Linked DNA regions of Homo sapiens: regions 1 and 2 are each linked to region 3. Evidence: read pairs that join two places in POLR2A ChIA-PET (ENCODE). Cell type or tissue: K562. All regions are shown on one strand.

The links. Peaks named below come from ENCODE experiments on the same cell type or tissue, not always from the same donor. Only the 100,000 strongest peaks of a DNase experiment are listed, where the experiment ranks them.
Region 1: POLR2A ChIA-PET joins it to region 3 with 5 read pairs; 17 of 35 experiments call an interaction of 5 or more read pairs at or near these places.
Region 2: POLR2A ChIA-PET joins it to region 3 with 6 read pairs; 2 of 35 experiments call an interaction of 5 or more read pairs at or near these places.

The regions. Positions count from the first base shown.
Region 1 is chr16:70,321,444-70,323,943 of GRCh38, forward strand. The region is part of intron 5 of DDX19B (DEAD-box helicase 19B); the gene reads left to right. The region is part of intron 3 of DDX19A-DT (DDX19A divergent transcript); the gene reads right to left. Among named protein-coding and RNA genes, the nearest start is that of DDX19B, 24 kb to the left of the region's middle. In K562, no CTCF peak of the experiment used is centred here; no DNase peak of the experiment used is centred here.
Region 2 is chr16:70,731,965-70,734,464 of GRCh38, forward strand. The region is part of intron 13 of VAC14 (VAC14 component of PIKFYVE complex); the gene reads right to left. Among named protein-coding and RNA genes, the nearest start is that of VAC14-AS1, 22 kb to the right of the region's middle. In K562, no CTCF peak of the experiment used is centred here; no DNase peak of the experiment used is centred here.
Region 3 is chr16:70,273,609-70,276,108 of GRCh38, forward strand. The region is part of intron 4 of AARS1 (alanyl-tRNA synthetase 1); the gene reads right to left. It also overlaps the pseudogene RN7SL279P. Among named protein-coding and RNA genes, the nearest start is that of AARS1, 15 kb to the right of the region's middle. In K562, no CTCF peak of the experiment used is centred here; a DNase peak (open chromatin) is centred at 1,159.

The DNA of each region.
Region 1 (2,500 bases), 48 kb after region 3:
GTATTAGAAGAGACCAGCATTATTACTAGAATTATCTACTACCTTTCATCATTAACAAATATTTATTGAGTGCCTGTTATATAACAGATACTATGCTAGGCACTTGGATACATTAGTCAACAACGCAGACCAAAATTCCTGCCCACAAGGAGCTTATGTTCTAGTTTGAAATATAGCTAATTCATTTTTATTAAAATATAACAGGTGATAAATTACAAACATTAATGCCACTGAATAGTACACTTAAAAGTGGGTAAAAGGGCAAATTTTATGACATATATTTTTTACTTCAAATAAAAATAAATTTTGGCCAGGCGTGGTGGCTCACGCCTGTAATCCCAGCCCTTTGGGAGGCCGAGGCAGGCAGATCATTTGAGGTCAGGAGTTCGAGACCAGGCTGGCCAACATGGTGAAACCCCATCTCTACTAAAAATACAAAAAATTAGCTGGGCATGGTGGCACGTGCCTGTAATCCCAGCTACTCGGGAGGCTGAGGCAAAAGAATCGCTTGAACCTGGGAGACGGAGGTTGCAGTGAGCTGAGATCGCGCCATTGGACTCCAGCCTGGGCGACAGAGTGAGATTCCGTCTCAAAAAAAAAAAAAATTAATAATAAATTTTGGCCAGGCATAGTGGCTCATGCCTGTTATCCCAGCAATTTGGGAGGCCAAGGCAGGCAGATGGCTTGAGCCCAGGAGTTTGAGACCAGCCTGGGCAGCACAGTAAGACCTCATCTGTATTAAAGGGCAAAATTAAAAAAGAAATTAAATATACAACACTTTATTCTAACTACAAGGGGCAACAGATGTTTTGACAGGGAATCTAGATGTTTAAACAGAAATAGAATCAAGAGTTACCGGTGTGGCGGCTGGGCGCAGTGGCTTACAACTGTAATCCCAGGACTCTGGAATGCTGAAGTGGGCGGATCACTTGAGGTCAGGAGTTCAAGACCAGCCTGGCCAACATGGCGAAACCCATCTCTACAAAAAAAACACAAAAATAGCCATGCATGGTGGTGCATACCAGTCCCAGCTACTCAGGAGGCTGAGGCTCCGGAATTGCTTGGAATCCGCATAGTGGCGGTTGCAGTGAACTGAGATTGTGCCACTGCACTCCAGTCTGGGCGACAAAGTGAGACCTTGTCTCAAAAAAAAAAAAAAAAAAAAAAAGGCCGGGCGTGGTGGCTCACGACTGTAATCCCAACACTTTGGGAGGCCCAAGGCAAGTGGATCACCTGAGGTCAGCAGTTCACCAGCCTGGCCAACATGGTGAAACCCCATCTCTACTAAAAATACAAAAATTAGCCAGACGTGGTGGCAGGCATCTGTAATCCCAGCTACTCTGGAGGCTGGGGCAGAAGAATTGCTTGAACCTGGGAGGCAGAGGCTGCAGTGAGCTCAGATCGCGCCTTTGCACTCCAGCTCGGTGACAACAGTGAAACTCCGTTGCAAAAAAAAAAAAAAAAAAAAAAAGTCCCCATAAGGAACAGCTTACTTTTGCCAGATTTTAAAATTCCACCTGTGGCCGGGGGCCCTCCCCATGGTTTCACTTTTAGTTCATGTTTCTTCTGTTTGTTTGTTTGTTTTTTCCCCTGCCGGAAGACCTCATTTTCCTCGTCCATATCTTTGGCCTGCTGCGGCTGCTCCGTTTTTTGTTTTTTGTTTTTTTGAGACAGGGTCTTGCTCTGTCACCAGGGCTGGAGTACAGTGGTGCAGTCTCAGCTCACTGCAGCCTGCAACCTCCACCCTCCACCTCCTGGGCTCAAGAGATCCTCACATGTCAGCCTCCCAGGTAGCTGGGACTTCAGGTATGTACCACCATGTCCAGCTAATGTTTGTATCTTTTGTAGAGAAAGGGTTTCGGTATTTTGCCCAGGCTGGTCTCAAACTCCTAGGCTCAAGAAATCACCCACCTCAACCTCCCGAAGTGCTGAGATTGCAGGCATGAGCCACTGCACCTGACCTTGCCTGCTTTTTTTCTTTTTTCTTTTTTTTTTTTTGACACTGAGTCTCGCTCTATCACCCAGGCTGGAGTACAGTGGCGCGATCTCGGCTCACTGCAACCTCTGCCTCGTGGGTTCAAGCGATTCTCCTGCCTCAGCCTCCCAAGGAGCTGGGACTACAGGCGCCCACCACCATGCCTGGCTAATTTTTGTATTTTTAGTAGAGTCAGGGTTTTACCATGTTGGCCAGGCTGGTCTCAAATTCCTGACCTCGAATGATCCACCCACCTCGGCCTCCCAAAGTTCTGGGATTGCAGGCATGAGCCACCGCGCCTGGCCTTGCCTGCTTCTTGAGCTGCTTCTTGCCACCTTCAAGGCAAGACTTGGTTCTTGCCACTCTTACCCCCTACCCTGCTACCAAAACCTACATCTTGTTTTTTTTAGGCATTTCAAGGTAGATTACACTTTTAAATCAAGTGGTTAAGGTAGGATCTCCTGAAGTAGATATCTGGGCAAAGACTTGAAGGAGAGAAGGGAGTTAGCATGTTATCTGGGGACA
Region 2 (2,500 bases), 460 kb after region 3:
ATTTTTTTAAAAAAACAAACTCTACTCATTATCCCAGTAAACGAAATACACTCAAGATCTATTTGGGCCATTAAGGACAAACAAGAAGTCAAAGAGAATAAATGGGTAAGGTACTTGTGTCAGTGAGTCAAGTCATTGTGGCTCAATGGTCAACAAAACTGATGGACCCACAAGAGGCAAAAGCCAAGCTCCTTTCCTAATCTGACCTGAGGAAAAGGAATGATGCGCACAGCCACTCGATTACGGACAGCAGACACCGACAAATGTTACAAAGTGTTTTAAACTTTACTTTTGAAATCAAAAGTTCTTTCTTCCTCATCCTCAGGCAAAGATGCTCTTTTAGGATAGAACTCTGAAAACTTTCAAAGCCTGAGGTGACTTTCTAACCAGGAGCACAAATGTCTCTGACGCGTGTCCCAGCTAGAAAACACACCGAGGTACAGATACCACCATCCCTTCCAGACCTCCCTTGCACACACGCCCCTTGGTAAAGTACCCAGCACCAAGGGGACAAGGGAAAGGCTGATGGAATACTTGGATGGTCTGGGGTAGCGTATCTGTATGCCCGTTGGTATCTTCCCTGGACATCCCTTCTAATATATGCCAACCTCCACAGCTCTGTGAAAGGAGTTACCAAGGGATGGAAGAGATCCTCACTCACTGTGCCTGAGGCAGGAATTTTTTTTTTTTTTTTTAAAGACTGAGTCTTGGTTTGTTGCCCAGGCTGGAGTGCAGTGGTGTGATCTTGGCTCACTGCAACCTCTGCCTCCTGGATTCAAGCTATCCTCTTGTCCCAGCCTCTTGAGTGCTGAGATTACAGGCATGCGCCACCACGCCCAGTTAATTTTTGTAATTTTTTTTTTTAGTAGAGGTGGGGTTTCACCATGTTGGCCAAGCTGGTCTCGAACTCCTGACCTCAGGTGATCCACCTGCCTTGGCCTCCCAAAGTGCTGGGATTACAGGTGTGAGCCACCACACCCGGCCCAAGGCAGGACATCTTTAAAAAGAAAACAGCTTTATTGAGATATCATCCATATACCATAAGGTTAATCCTTTTAAAGTGTGCAATTCAGTAGTTTTCAGGACATTCACAAAGTTGTGCAGCCATCACCACTAATTTCAGAACATTTTTATCAACTCCCAAAAGGAACCCCATACTGATTAGCAGTCATTCACCATTCTCACTTCCATGGCCCCTAGCGATCACTCATCTACCTTCCGTCTCTATGGATTTGCCTATTCTGGATGTTTCCTATAAATAGAACTAAGCAGTAGGTGGCTTTTTTCACTCAGCACGTTTTCAAGGTTCATCTATGTTGTAGTATGTATCAGTTCTGTACTCATTTTTAGGGTTGAATAATATTCCACTTTATATTCCAAAATATGGAATACGGCTATTCTATATTTTGTTTGTCCATTCATCAGCTGGTATTTTCTCCCATTCTGTTGATTTTTTTTTTTTGAGACAGGGTGATACTATAGTTTGATTATTTGTCCCCACCCAAATCTCATGTTGAAATTTAATTGCTAGTGTTGGAAGTGGGGCCTGGTGGGAGGTTACTGGATGATGGGGGTGGATTTCTCATGAATGGGTTAGCACCATCCCCTTAGTGTTACTTTGAGACAGCAAGTTCTGCTGAGATCTGGCTGTTTAAAAGCGTGGGGCACCTTCCTCTTACTCTCTTGCTCCTGCTTTGGCCTCCTCTGCCTGCTGCCCCTTTGCCTTCCACTATGATTGTAAACTTCCTGAGGCCGCCTCAGGAACCAAGCAGATGCTAACACCATGCTTTCTATAAAGCCTGCAGAACTGTAAGCCAATTAAATCTCTTTATAAATTACCTACTCTCAATCAGGTCTTTTTGTTTTTGTTTTTGTTTTTGAGACAGAGTCTTGCTTTGTCTCCCAGGCTTGAGTACAATGGCACGGTCTTGGCTCACTGCAACCTCCGCCCGGGTTCAAGCAATTCTCCTGCATCAGCCTCCCAAGTAGCTGGGACTACAGGCGTGTGCCACCAGACCTGACTAATTTTTTCTATTTTTAGTAGAGGTGGGGTTTCACCATGTTAGCCAGGATGGTCTCAATCTCCTGATCTCGTGATCTGCCTGCCTTGGCCTCCCAAAGTGCTGGGATTACAAGTGTGAGCCACTGCGCCCAGCCATGTATTTTTTTATAGTAATGCAAGAACAGCCTAATAAACAGTGTCTTGCTCTGTTGCCCAGGCTGTAGTGCACTGAAGTGATTACAGTTCACTGCAGCCTCAAACTCCTGGGCTCGAGCAATCCTCCCGCCTCAGCCTCTCAAGTAGCTAGGACTACAGGCTTGTGCCATCACACCCAGCTAAATTTTTTCTTTGAGATGGGGTCTCCCTATGTTGCCCAGGCTAGTCTCAAACTCCTGGGCCCAAGGGACCCTTCTGCCTTGGCCTCCCAAAGTGTTGGGATTATAGGTATTAGCCACTGTGCCCAGCCTCTTTTTATTAAAAAAATTTTTTTGAAGCACA
Region 3 (2,500 bases):
TCCCAGCACTTTGGGAGGCCAAGGCAGGCCGATCATGAGGTCATGAGATCGAGACCATCCTGGCTGACACGGTGAAACCCCGTCTCTACTAAAAAATACAAAAAATTAGCCGGGCGTGGTGGTGGGCGCCTGTAGTCCCAGCTACTCAGGAGGCTGAGGCAGGAGAATGGCATGAACCCGGGAGGCGGAGCTTGCAGTGAGCCAAGATCGCGCCACTGCACTCCAGCATGGGCGACAGAGCGGGACTCCGTCTCCAAAAAAAAAAAAAAAAAAAAAAAAATTAGCCAGGCAGGTGGCGAATGCTTCTAGTCCTAGTTACTCGGGAGGCTGAGGTGGGACGATCGCCTGAGCTCAGGCAGTAAACTATGATTATGCCACTGCACTCCAGCCTGGGTGAGAGTGAGACCCTGTCTCAAAAAAACGAAACAAAAAAATTCCTTTTTCCAGCTTGGTGTGGTGGCTCATGCCTGTAATCCCAGCACTTTGGGAGGCCGAGGTGGGTGAATCACCTGAGGTCAGGAGTTCGAGACCAGCCTGACCAACATGGAGAAACCCGTCTCTACTAAGAAAAAAAAAAAAAAAATTAGCTGGGTGTGGTGGCACGTGCCTGTAATCCCAGCTACTCGGGAGGCTGAGACAGGAGAATTGCTTGAATCCGGGAGACGGAGGTTGCGGTGAGCCAAGATCGCACCATCACACTCCAGCCTGGGCAACAAGAGCGAAACTCCATCTCAAAAAAAGAAAAAAAAATTTCCTTTCTCCTAGTCTATTTCATTTCCATAAGAAACAAACTGTTTCATATGAAGAATACAACTCTGTTGAAAAAGACAGACATGGCTGGGCACGGTGGCTCACACCTGTAATCCCAGCACTTTGGGAGGCCGAGGCGTGTGGATCACCAGGTCAGGAGTTCAAGACCAGCCTGGCCAACATGATGAAACCCCATCTCTACTAAAAATACAAAAATTAGCCAGGCGTGGTAGTGTGTGCCTATAATCCCAGGTACTCGGGAGGCTGAGGCAGGAGAATTGCTTGAACCCAGGAGGCAGAGGTTGCAGTGAGCTGAGATCGCGTCATTGCACTCCAGCTCTGGGCGACAGAGCGAGATTCCATCTCGGCGGGGGTGGGGGAGTGGAGTGGGGGTGGGGAAGGAAAAGATACACACATACACACAAGGTTACAGAACTATGAACAAGGCCAGGAAGACTAGATATGGGATATTAAACTATTAATGATGATTGAGGGAACTTCCACTTTCTATTTTCTACATTTCTATAAGGTTTGAATTTTTACAACACACGTGTAACTTTTAAAACTATATAAAGTAAAAAAAAAAAGACTTGTTTTGGCTTTCAACAACAGAATGATTGGCTGGGCACAGTGGCTCACATCTGTAATCCTAGCACTTTGGGAGGCCAAAGCGGGTGGATCACCTGAAGTCAGGAGTTTGAGACTAGCCTGGCTAACATGGTGAAATCCCATCTCTACTAAAAATACAAAAATTAGCCAGGTGTGGTGGCGCGCACCTGTAGTCCCAGCTACTCAGGAGGCTGAGGCAGAAGAATCGCCTTAACCCGGGAGGCAGAGGTTACAGTGAGCCAAGATCGCACCAGTGCACTCCAGCCTAGGTGACAGACTGAGACTCTGTCTCAAAAACAAACAAACAAACATAAACAACAGAATTATTGAACATATTAAGAAGCAACGAATGGATCTAAAGATATGGGCCAGGCGTGGTGACTCATGCCTGTAATCCCAGCACTTTGGGAGGCCACGGCGGGCAGATCACGAGGTCAGGAGATCGAGATCATCCTGGCTAACACGGTGAAACCCAGTCTCTACTAAAAAATATATATATATAAAAAAACAATTGGCCGGGCATGGTTCCTCACGCCTGTAATCCCAGCACTTTGGGAGGCCGAGGCAGGCGGATCACGAGGTCAGGAGATCGAGACCACCCTGGCTAACACGGTGAAACCCCGTCTCTACTAAAAAATACAAAAAATTAGCCGGGCGTGGTGGTGGGCGCCTGTAGTCCCAGCTACTCGGGAGGCTGAGGCAGGAGAATGGCGTGAACCTGGGAGGCGGAGCTTGCAGTGAGCTGAGATCGCGCCACTGCACTCCAGCCTGGGTGACAGAGCGAGACTCCAACAACAACAACAACAAAAATATATATATATTAGCTGGGTGTGGTGGCAGGCATCTGCAGTCCCAGCTACTCAGGAGGCTGAGGAAGGAGAATGGCATGAACCCAGGAAGCAGAGTTTGCAGTGAACTGAGATCACGCCACTGCACTCCAGTCTGGGAGACAGAGCAAGACTCCATCTCAAAAAAAAAAAAAAAAAAAAAAAAACCATATGAATGCGGCCGGGCACGGTGGATTACCTGAGGTCAGGAGTTCGAGACCAGCCTGGCCAACATGATGAAACCCCGTCTCTACTAAAAAAAATACAAAAGTTAGCTGGGCATGGTGGCACACGCCTGTAATCCCAGCTACTTG